2 separate regions of the Homo sapiens genome follow, and region 1 is linked to region 2. Evidence: read pairs that join two places in POLR2A ChIA-PET (ENCODE). Cell type or tissue: Caco-2. All regions are shown on one strand. Links, peaks and the distances in the headings refer to the core of each region. The heading gives the core; the rest is flanking DNA.

Region 1 (10,294 bases), core at 1,597-9,596, 88 kb after region 2:
TTTGGAAGGCCAAGGCGGGCAGACCACGAGGTCAAGAGATCGAGACCATCCTGGCCAACATGGTGAAACCCCTTCTCTACTAAAAATACAAAAATTAGCTGAACATGGTGGCCGCACCTGTAGTCCCAGCTACTCGGGAGGCTGAGGCAGGAGAATCACTCTCACCCAGGAGGCGGAGGTTGCAGTGAGCTGAGATCACGCCACTGCACTCCAGCCTGGCTGAGAGAGTGAGACTCCATCTCAAAAATAAATAAATAAATAAATAAAATAAACTATAATAGAATTGGAAATTCCAGAGCCCATTGCACACAGAGTAAGTGTTGGTCTGTGAAATGTTTGTCTTAGTTATAGGCGTATATATGCATGTACTAAGTTGCCATGGAAAGTGTATTTTACTTTGGGTAAAGGTAAAAAAAGATTTGAAAGCCAAACTTTTTGGCTTGGTGTTCTTCATCAGTTAAAAAAATATTGTTTTTTGTTTGGCTGGGGGCAGTGGCTCACGCCTGTAATCCCAGCACTTTGGGAGGCTGAGGCCGGCAAATCATCTGAGGTCAGGAGTTCGAGACCAGCCTAACCAACATGGTAAAACCCCATCTCTACTAAAAATACAAAAATTGGGCAGATGTGGCAGTGTGGGCCTGTAATCCCAGCTACTCGGGAGGCTGAGGCACGAGAATCGCTTAAGCCAGGGAGGCGGAGGTTGCAGTGAGTCGAAGTCACACCAGTGCACTCCAGCCTGGGCGACAGAGCGAGACTCCAGCTCAAAAAAAAAAAAAAAGAAAAAAGAGTAAAAACAGAAAAAAGAAATGTTAAGTGGTGGGGATCATGTACAAGGTTTTTCTTTGTAATAGCAAACATCTCATAACAATACAAATATCCATATAGGCCGGGCACAGTGGCTCATACCTATAATCCAAGCACTTTGGGAGGATCACTTGAGCCCAGGAGTTCGAAGTCAGCCTGGGCAACATGGCAAAACCCTGCATCTACAGAAAAACACAAAAATTAGCTAGACATGGTGATGTGCACCTGTAGTCCCAGCTACTCAGGAGGTGGAGGTGGACGGATGGCTTGAGCCTGGGAGTTTGTGCCACTGCACTCCAGCCTGGGCAGCAGAGGGAGACCCTGTCTCAAAAAACAAAAACAAAAACAAATATCCATGTAATGGAAAATCATAAAACAGTAAAAACGACTGAACCAGAGCTACATGTATCAAGATAGATGAATGTCAACACAAAGTTGAGTGAAAAAAGCATGTTGCAGATGGGTATGTGCTGAATAATATCTTTTATTTGTACAACATCTACAAACGTGAAAAATAATAGATCTTGCCTAGGGATAACATAAATATGTAAGAAACCTATAAAGACACACATTGAGTAATAAATACACAATTTAAACTTTACTGTACTCATTACTTGTCGGTCGAAGGATGGGGACTTTGGTGGGAGACAGAAGTGTCTGGGGGGCTTTACCCATAGTGATAAGATTTTATTTCTAAAGGTAGATGAGGAGTAAATGGAGGTTTAATATAATATTCTTGATATTTTTGTATAAGTCTAAAATACTTCATAATTTTAAAAAATTCAGAGTGGAAGAAATAAGTTTTTGAGCATCCACACCAACATATGTATATTTGTTTTATTTTATTTTTGAGACAGGGTCTCACTCTGTTGCCCAGGCTGGAGTGCAGTGGCAGGATCTCGGCTCACTGCAACCTCCACCTACCAGGCTCAAGCGATCCTCCCACCTCAGCCTTCCAAGTAGCTGGAATTACAGGCAACCGCCACCATGCCCAGCTAATTTTTTGTATTTTTAGTAGAGTCAAGGTTTCGCTATGTTGGCCAGGCTGGTCTTGAACTCCTGACGTCAGGTAATACACCCACCTTGGCCTCCCAAAGTGCTGAGATTACAGGTGTGAGCCACCGCGCCTGGCCCATATATGTATTTGTATTTCTGTTAATTTTACGTGCTAGATATTAATAGGTATTATTAAATGCCACTAAAATGTAAGTAAATATTAGTAATTCCATTAAAATTTAAACAATAGTAAATAAACATTAGTGAAATTGAATGTATTACTTCCATACCCCAGTAGATCTTTGTGGTTATTCCCTGGGGCATTTGCACCCCACTTTGGAGGGAGGACTTGCCATTTTAGCATGTTTTTTAAATTGTGGTTTGCAGAACACTTGCATCAGGATTTTCTAAGCTTTTTTTTTTTTTTTTTTTTTTTGAGATAGAGTTTCACTCTGTCACCCAGGCTGGAGTGCAGTGGTGTGATCTCGGCTCACTGCAACTTCTGCCCCCTGGGTTCAAGCAATTCTCCTGCCTCAGCCTACCAAGTAGCTAGGATTACAGGTGCCAACCACCGCACTCAGCCAATTTTTGTGTTTTTAGTGGAGACAGGGTTTCACCATGTTGGCCAGGCTGGTCTGTAACTCCTGACCTTGAATCTGCCTGCCTCGGCCTCCCAAAGTGCTGGGATTATAGGCGTGAGCCACTGCGCCCAGCCAGGATCTTATTAAAGATGCGGATTCTCTAGTCCCATGCTAACTGGGGACCAGGGACTAAAAGTCTGCATTTTTAGTAAGTGCCCTGGTGAGTCTAATGCAATGCTATAGAGCAATGAGGCTGTTCCAAGCTGTTTGCAAATGGCTGGGGATGCTGGTAAGTCAGGCCCAAGGCCTGCCCTCAGGTGGAACGGGCTGGGGTGGCCTCCTTCATCTGATTCACCTGTCTCCCCTTTTGCTCCAGGAAGCCGCTGCCAGTAGAGGATTCAGACTGCAGCTCTGATGAGACCAGCATCTCTGCCTTCTCATCCACCTTGCTGAACCCCATCAAATTAGCTGTGACCCAGCCCAACAGCAGCTTCTTTGCAGGGATGCTGGAGGGGGAGCTGAACAAACTCAGCTTCTCCCCAATGGCCAAGAATGCAGAAAATGAGGACCTGGCGCTCGGCCCCTGCCCATGCCCATCGAAGTCCCAGATGGCCACAAGGGGCCTGCTGGACCTTGACAACCCTGAGCTGGAGACAGAAACCTCCTCAACGCACTCAGAATCTTCTGTGGTTGTGGACCTGCCGGACACCCCCTTCATCTTTGAGCACACCGTCAACAATTCCACAGCTGTGGTGCGTTTCCCTTGCTCATGCGTTCAGCAGAGGCTTATTGTGCCAGGCACTGAGCTGAGCTCCATGGGTAGTGAGAAGGTGCCTGCCACCTGCATGTCGACCTCAAGTTCACGGTTTAGGAAGGGAGAGGATGTGTCTGTAAAAACTCCAGTGCAAGACAGAAAGGGTTCAGTGCTGTAGGAAAAGTTCAGAGCAAGTGCCACCAGGAATTCAGAGGGAAAGATATTTCCAGATGCGGGAATAAGCTTGGTGGCTTTTGGTAACATCTGAGCTGGGATGTAGAGGTAGCATGTAAACATCTAGAGGTGGAGGAGGGAGGCATTCCCTGGAGGGGCGGACCCTAGCAAAAGCTCACAGGAAAGTGAGGGAGGAAATCTCAATTTGAACAAGATGGTAGGTGATCTGTAGGAACATGAAAGCGTGAGAAGCCCTGGATGAGGACCTGGGATCGAGTGAGGCTACTCAGAATTGCTGGGCCTCCTCCCTAGAGGGTCTAGGGTGAAGCCTGATAATTTGCATTAGTAACAGATTCCCAGAGGATGCTGTGGCTCCCCGTCCGCGGGCTACACGTCGAACAACACCGTCCTACACTATGGGAAGTGAAGACAGGGGACAGGATGGGGAATGTTAGTCTGGGATCATCTTCCAGAGTCCTCCAGTGTTAGACTACTTTATAGACTTTTCTGTAAGTAATAGGGAACAGCTTTGTAAAAAGCTTCACATCAGATGATGAAAGCAATTCGAGCTGTATCTTGGGAGGATGCCTGGAATTCCACTGTTGGATGGCCCAGAGCAGTGTTTCTCAAAGTGCTCTCCAGATGGACAATGTCAGCATCACTCAGCAAATTGTTACAAATTTAAATTCTCATCTCCCTCCACCACATTTGGGCCTCCTGAGTCAGAAACTGTTGGGGCGGAGCCCAGTAATCTATCTTTTAATAAGTCCTCCAGGGTATTCTAATGCACACCAAGTTTGACAAACACTGGCCTAGATGGAGGAGAAACCAGACAGGAGGCAGCAGGCCCAGAAATCTGCAGTTACAAAATCTCCCTGAGATGCTTAGCCAGGCTTGGCAACCATTGTAGTACAAAGTGTATGGGCTCTGGAGCTATGGGTTTGAACACTGGCTGTCACTTAATTGCCGTATGATGATGGACCAGTCACTTGCCCTCTCTGGACCTAGTCGATAAGATGATCTCTAAGGTCCCTCTCAGCTAACAGAGTCTAGACAGAGTCTAGAACCAACCTTTTTGGCACCAGGGACTGGTTTCATGGAAGATAATTTTTCCATGGATCCGGTTGGGGGGATGGTTTCAGGATGAGTCAAGCATATTACATTTATTGTGTACTTTATTTCTATTATTATTACATTGTAATATATAATGAAATAATTATACAACTCACCATAATGTAGAAACTGTGGGAGCCCTGAGCTTGTTTTCCTGCAACGAGAGGGTCCCATTTGGGGGTGATGGGAGACAATGACAGATCATCAGGCATTAGATTCTCATAAGGAGCATTCAACTTAGATCCCTCCCATACAATTCACAATAGGGTTCACGTGCCTATGGGAATCTAATGCCTCTGCTGATCTGACAGGAGGCAGAGCTCAGGTGGTACCCTGAGCCGTGGGGAGCAGCTGTAAATACAGATGAAGCTTCGCTTGCTCGCCCACCAATCTCCTCCTGCTGTGCTATCCAGTTCCTAACAGGCCATGGACTGCTATCAGTTGGTGGCCCAAGGGTTGAGGACCCCTGGCGTATAAGAAATATGGAATGAGGGTGTACCCTAAAGTGGGTGGGGCTGCCCAGGAGAGTAGTACATGCTTCGGGGCAGGGGTTCCACACTCAGTGCTGCAGTACCTTGCACCTTCCATCTGACCTGCCTGGGCCCCAGCAGGAGCAGGGGATGGGCATGGGACGTCCTGACCCCAGTTGGGAGGGTGAAGGGACAGGAAGGACAGGACATATCTGAGGAAGCCTCGGGGCTCTCTCTTCCCCTAGATTTCCTGGACCTACGCCTTGGGCAAGCAGCCGGTCAGTTTCTACCAGCTCCTGTTACAGGAGGTGGCCAAGACACAGGAGAATGAGTTGCCCGAGGCAAAGAATCGTCCATGGATCTTCAACAAGATTTTGGGCACTACTGTCAAGCTGATGGAGCTAAAGCCTAACACGTGTTACTGCCTCAGTGTCCGTGCAGCCAACACAGCTGGGGTGGGGAAGTGGTGCAAGCCCTACAAAGTGAGCCCTGGGAAAAGAGGGGCCTTGGGGGTGGAGAGAAGTCCAAAGCCAGGGAACCAGGGCTTTGGAGGTTGGGAACACCCCTATGCCCACATGACTCATCTGGCTAGCTTTCCTTCTGCCTGGGTCAAGAAGCATCAATTCCAGAATGCATGCTTCTGGGAGGTTTAAGGATTAAGCCACTCTGGGGCCCACTAGGAATGCAAACGAATGTATTTTTCAACATCACTATAATGTTCCCCTTCCAAAGCCATTGGTTTTTAGACTCTGCAATTCAGTGCCCATGATTGTGAGTAGGCTGGGAAGTCAAGGGCATTGAAAGAAATAGGGAAGACAAGAGGCTAAAGGGGGACGAAGAAGGGAACAGCCTGGGTATGGGGTAGGGGTATGGGGGTATAGAGGCCTGAGTACAGACAGCCCTTTGGTTGGAAATATCCCATAATGAGGAGGTACAGGCTTGAGTCATGCATCTTTGCACCTGTTTCCTGCGTCAATGGCTAGGTTGGATAAGGCTGTTTAAGGTCTGAGTCAGCAGACAGAAAAAAAAGGGGTGATAGAGACAGAGAGAGAGCCAGGTTCAGATCTGGGAAGGAACTCTGAAGGGTTTTCTTGTTTCACTTCAGTTTGCAACCCTGGCCACTGACTTCAGCAGCTTTCCTGAGAACTACCCCATCCAGATCACCGTGCGGCGCAAGGAACCCCGGCAAAAGATCGTGTCCATCGGGCCGGAGGAGATGCGGAGGCTGGAGGATCTGGAATACCTATTTCCCTGTTAAGGGGGAGGGCCCCAGGACACCCCTCACCTACTTTCAGCTTCAACCCCAGGCCCTCAGAAACCAGAGCCATGAGACCTACCATACCACCAGCACCCTGCGGGCCCGGGGTCTGGCAGAGTGGTATGGGCACCCCACCCCTGGGCTGGGGCCAAGGCTACATAGGGGCCCCATTCACCTGGAGGCATCTCAGGCCAGGCCATGCCAGGCTCAGCCACTGCCCACAGCTGCTAGACTCCCTCCTCCTCCAAATCTGGGCTGGGTCTAGGTCCCTCATTAAAGAACTGCAGGTCATCCAGCACCCTAAAGTCTGCTTTATGCTGCAGACAGCCTCAGATGGGCTGGCTGGCACCCACCTCCTAGCTTCCACCAGGACAGAGTCTACATGGGTGGGGAGATAGAAAACAGGCAGCTAGGCAATAGGATGCTGCCATCACCCCTTCCCCAGTGGGGCGGGGTAGGGGAACAGGGAGACTGGTGCTCTAAGACTAAAAGGCTCTTACACCAGAAAAATACAGAAATAGCTGTCATGGACAGACGTGGTGGCCCATGAACTGTCAAACTAGCTTGAGCTCTGGACGGAGGGATGTGGTACAAAGTGCACAATAAGCTTTGGGGCAGGGCCTGGTTTAATCCCAGCTTTCTCTTACTAGATGTGAGGGCATGGGCTAATCATTTCTTATGTTGTTTCCTCATCAAAAGTTTTGGAGCTTGAGAACCTTCCAGGCCTGGTGCAGTCTGAGAGCACAGCAGACAAACAGCTGGCACCAAGGAGCTCAGTGGCTGATAGTTTTGTTCGCTTCTTATGTAGCCTCACTGCAGATATGTGCAAGGTGGAGGCCAAGCACCACAGCTAGGTGACGCGCAAAACCCAAAAGCACAGACAAGGGTGGAGGAGGGTAAGAAGGAGCAAGATGCTAGTTCTGAGCAGTTTATACAAGGATGGTTTGGAAATCCAATCTGAGTAGTTCAGACCATGACCCTGCTTAGCATGGGATGCAGGAGAAAGCAGAGGCAGGGTACATTCAGGGCAAGATCTCGGCCTGGGGTCTGAGTCCTGATGGGAATTCCTTTCACTGCTTGAAAGTTCTCGTGGCAAAGAACTTCCTCTGTATCAACAATACCCACTTCTGCTCAGAGCTCATACTGCTGCCTCCCCATCTGAGGGAATCCTCTGGAAGAGCCATCACCTTCCCCGCTCTATCCCATGGGCCCAGGGCAGTGCTTGGTGCCTGGCAGGGCCTCAAGCAGTGTGCTATGCGAAGGCAGAGGCATCCCCTGGAGCAGGGCTGACCAGCAGAACTCTCTTGATGATGAAAACCTTTCTGTGTGCTGTCCAATACTGGAGGCCTTACCCAGTGCGATGGAGGAACTGCACTTCTATTTCATGCCAGCAGTCACATGTGGCCGGTGCCTACTGCAGTGGACAACAATACAGCCCTAGATTCTCCTTGGCCACTATCACAACTGGCCTCTCTCTTACCAACACGGGGGAAGAGAGGGAAGGCAAGTGCCTGGTCAGTGTGGTTTTGGCGTAGTCCAGTGCAAGGGCGGGGGCTGGACAATCTCATTTAGCACAGTCCTTGATTGAGTCATGGGGATTCTAGGACAAGGAATTAGAACCCAACACACAAAACTTAAGTTACTTATTTGGTCATAGAACCTGGGATCTGACCCTGTACAGAGCTGACACTAGGGGCCCACTCATAGAGCCTGGCTGCCCACCACCCCTGTCTGTACCAGCAAGGTACAGAGTAGCAGACACGGGCCAAGTTCAGTGACAACTTCCTGTGACCTTCGATTTCTGGCTCTGGGGTGTGCCACAGGCGGGGATCTGTGGGAAAACCCCATTCCGGTCTATCGAGGACAGCAGGCCACACGCATTCTCAGGTCCCCACTGGTGGGGAGGGTGTGTGCACTGCCATCTCAGCCTTTGTTCTCTGGCAGGGAAGGCAGCTGGCAGAGGCCGAGTCGAGGTGGGGGTCAGAGAGAACTTCGGGCCGTCTCATCTCCTCCATCTGTGGAGAAGGGAAGGGTGTCAGGATGGGGATTCCACCTTAGGAAAGGGAGGCCGTCATATAATCCCAGTGTCAACAGACGGACGGCCTGTGGTCCACCCTCAGAGTCACCAAGAGCCAGGTGACCGTCCCTGCTCTGCCCACCCAAACTCAGGCTGCCCACTCACTGCCTGCTGCCACCAGGACCTCCACCCAGGGCCTGGCCCTCGGGATGCCCACCAGCAAACAGTCACAATCCCTTATAAGCACACAACACTTTGTCTTCCAGAGTGTTGACCCTCCTATTTTTGATCCTGTCTGTGAAGGTTTGATAATTCCCAAGAGACTGATTAACCAAGTTCTCTGTGATTACTCCATGGCAGAACCAGGATTTGAACTCAGGTCTTGCGACTCTGAAGTCTAGTGACAGAAAGACCTGGATGCGCCCTCTACAAGGTGTCCTGTGGCCCCTGTTGTTCCGGTGGCCCTCCCACTTGCCCACTGACAGAAAGACCTGGACGCGCCCTCTACGAGGTGTCCTGTGGCCTCTGTTGTTCCGGTGGCCCTCCCACTTGTGGCCCTCCCACTTGCCCACTGAGAATCTGGCTCCACACGCCTCCTCAAGACAGTCTGAGCACCTGGACGGCCCTGCGGAATTCTATGCTGTAAGGGAAAGTGTGCACAGAAGGACCTTAGGGGTAGGAGGGCTGTGTATGCCAACCACCACTTCCCCCACACTCACATCCGGAGGCATTTGTCCTTCCCACCACTTGCCACTCTCTGGCCATCTGGACTCCAGTCAACAGCATATACCTAAAGGGAGGCAGAGGAAGGCAGGTGGGGTGGTGAGAGGGAGACAGCCAGCCAGGCTCCAATCCCAGTCCCTCCTTTGCCTGAGGGTTGGCCCTACCTCATCCGCGTGGCCGGGCAGGTCCATGGCCAGCTTCTGGGCCTTCACATCCCACACCTTCAGTGTGCTGTCACTGCTGCCGCTGACCAGGAGCCGACTGTCAGCTGACCACGCAATCTGGTACACGGCAGCCACGTGGCCGCGTAGGGAAGCCAGGTACCTGGTCCAGGAGAAGACGATGATGGATTTTAGTCTGAGTTACATCTTTCAACACGTCTGAAGGGTCCCCTACGCTCATGGCAGTGGTTCTCAACCTCGGCTGTCTGTTAGAAATACCTGGGAACCTTTACAAAATCACACTGCCTGGTCCCCATCCCAGACCATTTTTAATCATTACCAGTCATTACAATTTGTAAAACTTCTCCAAATGAGTAGCTTCTAGCATGCCTCTTGCTTGCCCTCCATACCTGCACAACTTTGCATGCCTTAGACTCCAACGTGGCCATCTGCTTAGCCCATCTGCCTGTCATCCCCCCAAACAGCAAGTGCCTGCTGACAGGTGGCATGGAGTAACAGTGGGCCCACTGAACTTTCACGTCAACACAGTCTAGCTGTTTCTCTTTGGACAAACCATCAGGCCTCTCTGAGACTCATTTTCCTTATTTTAAAAAGGAACCCAATTACCTATCTTAAAGGGTTGCTGTGTGAAAACACAGTGACGTCACTAACGCAGAGGTCCCCCCTTCAGCCCTAACAAGGTTTCCCTGGCTCTTTTTCTCCCCCTTGCCTGTGCCTTTGCCTCTCCTCTAATCCGATTAACCCCAAGAGCACTGTGCCTCATCACACCAAGGGTTCCCATACTTGAGTGGGTAGCAGAGTCACCTGGTAACTTTGTTAAAATGAAGAATCAGATCCACAAGGTCTGAGTTGGGGCCAGGACTCTGCATTTCTATCAAGCTCCCAGGTGATGCTGATGCCGCTGGTCTGTGGCCCACACTTTGAGGAGGGCCAAGTAACAATTGTACCACAAGCCTACCTACCACCACTTCACCTTCTCCAGGGCTACAGCCCTACCTCTTCAGCAGCTAGCTCTAAGATCACTTCTCTCCTAAGACATAAACTAGCATTTTTTTTTTTTTGAGACACAGTATCACTCTGTTGCCCAGGCTGGAGTACAGTGGTGTGAACTCGACTCACTGCAACCTTTGCCTCCCAAGTTCAAATGATTCTCCTGCCTCAGCCTCCGGGGTAACTGGGATTATAGGCACGTGCCACTATGCCTGGCTAATTTTTGTATTTT
Region 2 (10,294 bases), core at 857-8,856:
AGTTCTGCAACAACAGGCTTTACACAAAAGCATAGACAGCTACATCTTGGAATTAACACACTTATGGTGCACCATTGTATAAAAGTTTACAAAAATCCTTTTAAAATACCTAAATAAAATGCCCCCAAACCTTAAAGAAATGCCTTTCTGACATGACAAATCAGAAAAGGGCTGGAAAGCAAGCCTTACAGAATCATGTCCAGTTTATTGAGGGTGGTACGCCTACTGTCACTAACGTATTTCTGGAATGGTTAAAAGCATCTATGTTGTTAGTGCATAAAGAAAAGTATCCCACATTATGAATCATTAGTACAGAATGGGCTTAGCTTCATCTTGTGTATTATCATTAAAAAGCAATTAAAGACAATTGCAATGGTTTTGAAAGGAAATTCTGTGAAAAGTCTATCAACAGGGCTTAGGCTAAGCCTCTCTAAAATAATTCATAAGTAATTACATATTTTGAGAAGTAAAGAAGAAAGTAGCCACTCTCTGCTGGAAGAATGCTTATTTGCCAGGCACTGAGATAGGTACTTTTACCTAGTGTTATCTCATGTGATCCTCACAATTCTGGCAAGGTAGATTAGTTCTTCCCATTTTCAGGTGAGAAAAAAAGGTTCAGAGAAGTTAAGTAACTTGTTAAAGGTCACAGCTAGAGGATAGCAAAGCCAAGCTTTGAACCTTGGTCACTTAGACCCTGAAGCGTACCCTCTTGAGATGTAGTCCTGATTTAATTTAAAAAATCAATCTGTCTACCCTGTGGCCCATCCCCTCTGAGCTTTTGCTTTCCATCTCTACAGGAACTTTCCTATCATCATACAGGTATGCTCCAGAATCTCCCAGGTGTTAAAAACTCTTCTTTGTCATAATGGAAGTACAAATTATGACCACAAAGTGTTACCACCACTGGAATAGCTAAAATGAAAAAGAGATACTAGCAAATGTTGATAAGGATAAAGAGCAACTGGAGCAGACGGGCATGGTGGCTCACACCTGTAATCCCAGCACTTTGGGAGGCTAAGTCGGACGGATCACCTGAGGTCAGAAGTTCGAGACCAGCCTGGACAACATGGTGAAACCCCGTCTCTACTAAAAATACAAAAAATTAGCCAGGCGTGGTGGCACATGCCTATAATCCCAGCTACTCAGGAGGCTGAGGCAGAAGAATCGCTTGAACCTGGGAGGCAGAGGTTGCAGTGAACCCAGATCGCACCATTGCATTCCTGCCTGGATGACAGAGCAAAACTGTCTCAAAAAAAAAAAAAAAAAAAAGGAAAAAAGAGCAACTGGAACTCTAATATTGCTGGTGGAAGTGTAAATTACTCCAATTTGGAAATTTTGTGTGTGTGTGCGCGCGCGTGCATATACACGCGCACCCACATCTCTTTCCATGGCTTTGCAATTCTGCTTCCAGGCATATACCCAACAGAAATACATTCACCCAAACAGTATACAGGAATATCCATGGAAGCCCTACTGTAATAGCCTCAAGCTGGAAACAACTGAAGTGTCCATCAACGGTAGAATTATGATATGTTCACAGAACAATGAGAAAAAACAAACAACTGATACATGCAATAGTACAGATGAATCTTATGTTGAGCAAAAGCAGGAGGCATAAATGAATACATGGGAAATGATTCGTTTTACATAAAATTCAAAAACAGGCAAACTATGGTGTTCAAAATCAGGATAGTGGTCATCCTGTGAGGTAGGATTACAGATGGAAGGCAGCCCAAGGGGCTTCTGGTAACATTGTTTCTTACTCTGAATGCTGATTATGTAGATATGTTGACTTTGTAAAAATTCATCGAACTGTACACTTATAATTTATATACTTCTCTAGTTACATTTGAATTAAAAGTTTATATGAGTGTTGTGTTTTGTTTTGAGATAGGGTGTCTCACTCTGTTGCTCAGGCTGGAGTGCAGTGTTGCGACCATGGCTCACTGTAACCTGGACCTCCCAGGCTTACGTGATCCTCCTGCCACAGCATGCCGAGTAGCTGGGACTACAGGCGCGCACCACCACACCTAATTTTTTGTATTTTTTTGTCTAGATGGGGTTTCATCAAGTTGCCCAGGCTGATCTCGAACTCCTGGGCTCAAGCAATCCACCCGCCTCAGCCTCCCAAAGTGCTGGGATTACAGACATGGGCCCCTGCACCCAGCCCATATGACAGATTTTTTTCTTTTCTTTTTTTTGAGACGCAGTCTCGCTCTGTCGCCAGGCTGGAGTGCAGTGGCGCAACCTCGGCTCACTGCAACCTCCGCCTGCTGGGTTCAAGCGATTCTCACGCCTCAGCCTCCCGAGTAGCTGGGATTACAGGCACGTGCCATCACACCCAGCTAATTTTTGTATTTTTAGTAGAGACGGCGTTTCACCATGTTGGGCAGGATGGTCTTGATCTCCTAACGTCATGATCCGCCCACCTCGGCCTCCCAAAGTGCTGGGCTTATAGGCATGAGCCACAACGCCCAGCCAATGACAGATTTTTTAAAGCACCTAGTCAAATATTTGTAATTTGTAAAAAATAACAAAAAAATAAAAAATAAAACCCCATTTTGACCCCACATTCTCCCCCTCCCCAGTAAAGCTCTTTTTCTGTGATCTCCTCTAAATCAAATTTCTCCAAATATTTGACTCCACTTTTTTTTTTTGAAACGGAATTTCACTCTTGTTGCCCAGGCTGGAGTGCAATGGCACGATCTCAGTTCACTGCAACCTCTGCCTCCCGGGTTCAAGCAATTCTCCTGCCTCAGCCTCCCGAGTATCTGGGATTACAGGCATACAACTCCATGCCCAGCTAATTTTGTATTTTTAGTAGAGACGGCTTCTCCATGTCGGTCAGACTGGTCTCAAACACCCAACCACAGGTGATCTGCCCACCTCGGCCTCCCAAAGTGCTGGGATTACAGGCATGAGCCACCGCATCTGGCCGACTCCACTTTCTTAACCTCTAATTCACTCTTAAACCTTCTCCAATCTAGCTTGAGCCAACCACCATTCCTAATCTCTTCAAGGTCACCAAGGAATTCCAAGTGGCCAGATCTAATTGACACTTCTCTATCCTCATCTTAATCTCTCAGCAATGCTGGACACAAGCGACTCTCCCCCTCTAAACATCTCTTAGCTTCTAGCACTCTGCCCCCGTGGCTTTCCTCCTACCTCAAAGCCTTTTTGCTGCTTCTTACCCCTCCCTCTGTTCTTAAATGTTGTGAGTGTCCAGGCTGTCTTAGGCCTCCCTCTCCAACCACACCTCAGGTTGCTTTAAATACCTTTCTTGGCCGGGTGTGGTGGCTCACACCTGTAATCCCAGCACTTTGGGAGGCCAAGGCGGGCAGATCACTTGAGGTCGGGAGTTCAAGACCAGCCTGGCCAACATGGTGAAACCCCGTCTCTACTAAAAATATAAAAAATTAGCCAGGCATGGTGGCAGGCACCTATAGTCCCAGCCACTTGGGAGGCTGAGGTAGGAGAATCACTTGAACCTGGAAGGCAGAGGTTGCAGTGAGCTGAGATCATGCCACTGCACTCCAACCTGGGCGACAGAGCGAGACTCTCTCTCAAAAAAAAAAAAAGTAAAAAAAAAATAAAAAATACTTTTCTTAAATCAAAGATGCATAAATTCCTACCTTCATCTCCCCTGCTCCTGCTGGTGGGTTAAAACATCATCTTTCATATATTAATCACATTTCCCTCCTTAGGCCCTTTAGATTTGTTGTTTGTTCCTTCTGCCTGGATTGGTCTCCCTAGAACTTCCTATGCTTAGCTCCTTCTTGTCATCCAAACATCAGCTTTAATGTCTTTTTTTTTTTTTTTTTTTTTTTGGTGTGTGTGTGTGTGTGTGTGTGTGTGTGAGGGAGAGAGAGATAGGGTCTCTCTCCAAGCTGGAGTGCAGTGGCTTGATCATAGCTCACTGTAATCTCGAACTCCTGGGCTCTAAGGATCCTCCTGCGTCAGGCTCCCAAAGCTCTGGGATTACAGGTGTGAGCTACCACGACCAGCCTTTTAATGTCATTTTCTAATTTCACCATAACATTTGGTATTAGCTGATATTATTTGCTTATTTATTAACTGCTTTCCCTAACTAGAATAGAAACCCCATGAGGGCAGGGACTTTGTGCTCTACCGAATTTCCAGAGTCTAGAATGGCTTCTTGGGTAAAAGAACAGCCTCCTAACGGGTTTCCTAGCTTTAATTCTTGCCTCTATCCACCTATTTCTCCACAAGGCATCACCCACTGCCCTCCTCCCCTCAACACACACACTTAAAGCTCTTTAATGTTGCTTGTTCCTAGAAGTGATCTTCCTTGGATGGATTATCCAAGGCATCCACCCAATGAAAGAAATCATGTTAACTCTTTGTACATAAAAATGTTTAAAAACTCTTCAAAAAAAAGTTCTTTAATGGACTCCTATTGCATTTTAGAATAAAAATAATCACTTCTTACATGGTTAAAGACCCTGACCACTTCTCCAATTCATGCCGTGCTACTTTTCTCACTCGTTAACTTCAAGCCATAGTGGGCTGGTGTGTGAAGAACCGAAAGGTAGTGTGACCTTTCGGTTCTTCACACCGAGCTGGTGTGTGTAAATGGGGGAGGACTCCTCATGTCGGTGATACTTGAGATGAGACCTGAAGGCTGAGAAAGGATTTTTTTTACCGCATCCAGCTAAAAATTATAATTCTAAAATGATGGCTGGGCATGGTGGCTCACTCCTACAATCCCAGCACTCTGGGAGGCCAAGGCAGGCGGATCAGTTGAGGTCAGGAGTTCAAGACCAGCCTAGACAACATGGTGAAACCCCGTCTCTACTAAAAACACAAAAATTAGTGGTGTGGTGGCACATGCCTGTAGTCCCAGCTACTCAGGAGGCTAAGGGAGAAGTATCGCTTGAACCCGGGAGGCAGAGGTTGCAGTGAGCCAAGATCACACCACTGCACTCCAGCCTGGGCCACAGAGCGAGACTCCATCTCAAAAAAATAAATAAAATAAAATGCCAATGACCTACATGTTTCATAGGCATTACTGGCTGGAAAGCCCAAGGTCTCTCTCCTCTCTCTGGTCACCCAAAGCTTGGGTTTCTTACCACCCAACGCTCTTGGTGGGACAGGCCCTGACACAGCTGATTTATACCAACAGCATAATTAAAAAATCACAATGTCCTGAGAACTCACCTGAAATTTAAAATCATCTCTTAACTTGGAAGGCTGCTTACTTTTAAAAGTAAGTTAGTCTGGCAAGCAACTTGAACTCCTTTGAAACTGTTTACTGGAATTTTCCAGCAAACCTGCCTGAGGTACCCACCCTGACTTGTAAAGATTTAAAATGCTGGTGACAACACAATGAGCATAAAATAGGACAACTGTTGCATTTGTAAGTAAGCAGCCTGCTGAGTAAACCATACTACTAACTGGTCTCATATGCTGGGGGTGGGACAATGAAGCATGTTCTCTGTGATACTATTTCTGAGATATTTATTTTAGAATAAATAATTCGGTGGCCGGGCGCAGTGGCTCACACCTGTAATCCCAGCACTTTGGGAGGCCAAGGCAGGCGGATCACCTGAGCGCCCAGGAGTTCGAGACCAGCCCAGCCAACATGGTGAAACCCCATCTCTGCTAAAAATACAAAAAATTAGCTGGGCGTAGTGGCATGCACCTGTAGTCCCAGCTACTCAGGAGGCTAAGGCAGGATAATTGCTTGAACCCAGGAGGCAGAGGTTGCAGTGAGCTGAGATCACATCACTGCACTCCAGCCTGGCGACAGAATGAGACTCCATCTCAAAAAAAAAAAAAAAAAAAAAGAAAAGAAAAAAGAATTCAGAATACCTAAGTCATAGAGAAGACATGTATATGGTAGAACTTTAGAATCCAAGGCCTGAATTAGGATAAAGAGCCCTGCTGAAGTGGTGCATGGGCTGGACATAAACAAGGAATATTTCACAGGCCAGAACTCAGGGGAGGAAAACATTTCCAAAGCTTTTAATACTAATAGACATTTTCTATCCTCCAAGGCAGTCCTTTGGATATGGGTAACAGATAAATGCATATTTCCTAGGTAAGAATTTTATTTTAGGTCTAAAGTTTAAGAAGACAGAACAGTTGGAGAGAAAGGTGGGGGGAAAAAAAGCTGTTCCCAAGTATGTTTTACTTTGGCTTTAAAATCAGTCAGACCTGACCTTAAATCCTGGCTCTAACACTGAATAAATGAATGAGCTTGAGTAAGCTGCCACTAGGAGCTTCAGAGTAACAGGAATACATTCCCTACACCTCACAGGCTGGACATAGAGGTGGTGCTCAGTATAAAGGGGGATCATAACTTCACTGGACTTTTCAATCTTACATCAAGAGCAGAGGGCAGTGTTAGACATTCAGTAAATAGCCGTCATTATAATAAGGCATGGGCTCATGAGGATTAAATGTTTGCCTCTCTCCAAACCAGCTTCCAGAGCCTCCTTTCACACAGAGATGTCAGTAACATCAAAGACACAAGGACTAGAGCCTCTTCTCTCCTCCAGTCCCCAAGTTATACTTTAATGTAAAGGATCAAAACTTTAGACATGACATAATCTTCTGTGCTATTATTTCAGATGGCAGACACGGGGAAAATTGGGGGAGTTATTCAGAACTTGGGGTTCCTGAAGTCCTTTCTCAGAAGATTACAAAGTAAAAACATTACAAAACACCTAAAATGTGCCAAGTTAGTTGTTATGTTTGCATCTGTTGTCTTATTTAACACAATAATCCTACAAAAATCAGAATTAAAATGGTCTGATTTTTGTAGGATTCAATAAAAAGTACCTTAAGCACCTTGTAAAAAGTATAATACATAGAAAAACCATTCCTGGGACTACAGAACTTTAATTTATACATCCCATAAGTCATCTGCATTTCTAGTTTCTACAAGTTCAGGGTACCAGTGATACAGACCCCCAACCTTCTAAAGATAAAGCCTTTAACTGATATTTAAGGTGTATTTCAGTTTCTCTTCTTACTTTTGCTCCAGTTGAGATTTTTCTGACTTAATTGTCTCAACTGCAACTAATGCTCTATTTCATTGATTCATTTATTGAGACAAGTCTCTGTCACCCAGCCTGGAGTGCATTGGCACCATCATAGCAAACTGTAGCCTTGAGCGATCGTCCCACCTCAGCATCCTGAGTAGCTAGAACTGCAAATACCCACCACCTTGCCCAGCTAATTTTTTATTTTTATTTTTTTTGTAGAGACAGGGTCTATGTTACCCAGACTGGTCTTTGAACTCCTAGCCTCAAGCAATCCTACCTGGGCCTCCCAAAGTGCTGGGATTACAGGCAATGAGCCAGCGCACCTGGTCTACCCTCCTTTTAATAAGTGTTGTCAGCCAGGCGCGGCAGGCTCACGCCTGTAATCCCAGTGAAACCTTGTCTCTACTAAAAATACAAAAATTAGCCAGGCATGGTGACAGGTGCCTGTAATCCCAGCTGCACGGAGGCTGAGGCAGGAGAATCGCTTATCTGGGAGGTGGAGGTTGCAGTGACTCGACACTGCACCACTGCAGTCCAGCCTGGGAGACAGAGCGAGACTCCATCTCAAAAAAAATAAAGTAAGTGTTGTCACTGGGTAACTAGTAAATAATAATGAAAGCAAATCCTTAGTGCTCAGGGCCTTACTCCTTACTCTATCCTATTCTTTCAGTTCTTCAAACACCAAGGTTATTTTGGCTTTAGGAATCTCCCTCCCTCAAGCTATTCAGCTATTCTCTCAGCCTGGAGCACTGTTGCCACCTCACCTCCCTTACATATCATTTATTTCCTCAGGGAAACCTTTCCTGATCCTGTCTGTGCTCTCATAACATTTTTTTTTTTTTGAGACAGGGTCTCACTCTGTCACCCAGGCTGGAGTACAGTGGTGCGATCACAGCTCACTGCAGCCTCGATCTCCCAGGCTCAAGTGATCCTCCCACCTCAACTTCCCAAAGGATTGGAATTACAGGTGTGAGCCACCATGCCTGGCCTCATAGAATCTTATACACTTCCTTATAACCATAATTGATTTATCAGACTATTTAGCATGAATCTCCTGTACCTCTGGAGAACGTAAGAGGAACAACAACAGGCAAGGTCCTTGAATCTCATAATGATTACATTCTGGGGGAAAGAGCATTCTAGCAGTACTGTATCTAATCAACTGGCTAACAGTTTGTATAATTCTTTTTTTTTTCTTTTTTTGAGACAGAGTCTCACTCTGTCGTCCAGGCTAGAGTGCAGTAGCATGATCTCAGATCACTGCAACCTCCACCTCCCAGGTTCAAGCAATTCTCATGCTTCAGCCTCCTGAGTAGCTGGGATTACAGGCACGTGCCACCATGCCTGGCTAATTTTTTGTATTTTTAGTAGAGATGGGGTTTTACTATGTTGGCCAGGCTGGTCTTGAACTCCTGACCTCAAGTGATTTGCCCGCCTCAGCCTCCCAAAGTTCTAGGATTACAGGCATGAGCCACCATGCCCGGCCTATATAATTCTTTTTAAAGTATTTTTCTTCCATATTTAGGGTGTGGAAAGTGAAACAGGAAACAAGAGTAGGTCTATTTCACAGCTTTATTCTCAGCCTTAATGCCAGGTAATCAACACATATTTGTTGAATTATTAACTAATGATAACAGCAATAGAGCGCTTTTTAAAAAAAAAGGACAGAAATTCATGCTTAAAATTGCACAATTGGCGAGGCACAGTGGCTCACGCCTGTAATCGCAGCACTTTGGGAGGCTGAAGCCGGCGGATCACCTGAGGTCAGGAGTTTGAGACCAGCCTGGCCAACATGGCAAAACCCCATCTGTACTACAAATAAAAAAATTAGCTGGGCGTGGTGGTGTATATGCCCATAGTCCCAGCTACTCGGGAGGCTGAGGCAGGAGTATCGCTTGAACCTGGGAGGCGGAGGTTGCGGTGAGCCAAGATTGCACACTGCACTCCACCCTGGCTGACAGAGTGAGACTCTGTCTCAAAAAAAAAAAAAAAAAGGACAGAAACTGCACAATTATGATTCCGGGATGATCAGTAAATTAAGGATTTTAAACACACATAACCACAGCAATACCTTGAACGAAAGACTGAAGAGAATTTCTTTGTCTGCTAAGATTACTTGAAAAACAAAAGAAAAGAAAAATGGTTTAAATTGTTATTACAGAAGGACAAAACCAGAAAAGGAGAGCCTGGAAGAGGAACAAGACGGTCACTTCCATCTCTTCCTAAAAAGACACAGAAGGCTTCAATGCCTTCACTGTTGTTTTGGATTGGAATGGTGCTGCAATGGGAACTGCAAATACAAATAAACATGAAAACAACAAATGCAGATGTAAAATAAAGACATGCTAGAAATCAAAGAAACCGACCTCTACCAGACACACCCAGGTCTGGGTGTACCTTTGCCTGTTCTTCCCGACTTGCACAGCCCAAGCAAGGTGGAAGGAGAAACATAACAAAATGATACAGGAACCAGAGAGCAGAGGGTCTTGGAGCATAAACTGTTAAAATAATAATATGAATAAGGGGGAAAGGAGAGAGATTTCACTTCCCACTAGCAATAAGTGAGCTCTTTTTCTTAAGCGGTAACTGTTAACAACTGAAAGACATACATAATAATCACAAGTTATAAATGTTCTCAGAAACTCCCTGGTTTCAACTATTCTATGACAAATATCTGCAGAGGGACCTCAGCATCTGCTATGAAGTTCAGGGAAAAGTAATTCTAACCAATGGAGCTGTGCCAAAATATCACCCCTGGGGTCTGACCAATTAAATGGCTGCTTCTTAGTGTGGAGTTTAGGAGAGATGACAGATTGAACACCGCAGCAGAGAAACCTACGCTTTCATTTCAACCCAGGCATTCTGCCCCAAAGGGTGAGTCAATCAGGAAACAAAGCAATTCAGAGTAAAGTCTTCTAACAACGCTGAAAACAGAATAAATGGACCTGCAGTTTAATTACAGCAGGATCCTTCTTCCATCGAAACTGATGACAAAGCTCATCAAGAATAAAGAGACTCTGATCCCCCTACTACTCTGGTGCAGGAAAGAGGATTTACCAGATAAGCTCTTCTGGACCTTCTACTGAAGAAGCTGCTTTCACAAGATATTATCACAATGACTGACTAATGGGTAACCAGGATTTTTTTTTAAATGAAGGCAGGGACTAGGTGAAGGGGTTTCTGGCACTCCAATGCACCGGGAAAAGAAGGCATTTCCAGACAGGAATTCTATCTAGGCTCAAAATTATGCAATTTACCTTTCCAAAGTGGACTGCACGAAAATT

The links. ChIA-PET counts read pairs that join two places held together with the same protein. Peaks named below come from ENCODE experiments on the same cell type or tissue, not always from the same donor. Only the 100,000 strongest peaks of a DNase experiment are listed, where the experiment ranks them.
Region 1: POLR2A ChIA-PET joins it to region 2 with 10 read pairs; 2 of 35 experiments call an interaction of 5 or more read pairs at or near these places.

What each region holds. Positions count from the first base shown.
Region 1 is chr17:35,124,285-35,134,578 of GRCh38, forward strand. FNDC8 (fibronectin type III domain containing 8) reads left to right here. Exons shown (of 4, transcript NM_017559.4): 2 at 2,758-3,133; 3 at 5,138-5,374; 4 at 5,998-6,448. The coding sequence ends at 6,150. NLE1 (notchless homolog 1) reads right to left here. Exons shown (of 13, transcript NM_018096.5): 11 at 9,055-9,214; 12 at 8,887-8,957; 13 at 4,446-8,165. The coding sequence ends at 8,153. Among named protein-coding and RNA genes, the nearest start is that of FNDC8, 7.8 kb to the left of the region's middle. In Caco-2, for the core only: no CTCF peak of the experiment used is centred there; a DNase peak (open chromatin) is centred at 5,061.
Region 2 is chr17:35,037,038-35,047,331 of GRCh38, forward strand. The region is part of intron 1 of RFFL (ring finger and FYVE like domain containing E3 ubiquitin protein ligase); the gene reads right to left. All of the region lies in intron 5 of RAD51L3-RFFL (RAD51L3-RFFL readthrough), which reads right to left. Among named protein-coding and RNA genes, the nearest start is that of RFFL, 22 kb to the right of the region's middle. RefSeq lists enhancers at 9,537-9,586, 9,647-9,746, 9,887-10,016. In Caco-2, for the core only: no CTCF peak of the experiment used is centred there; no DNase peak of the experiment used is centred there.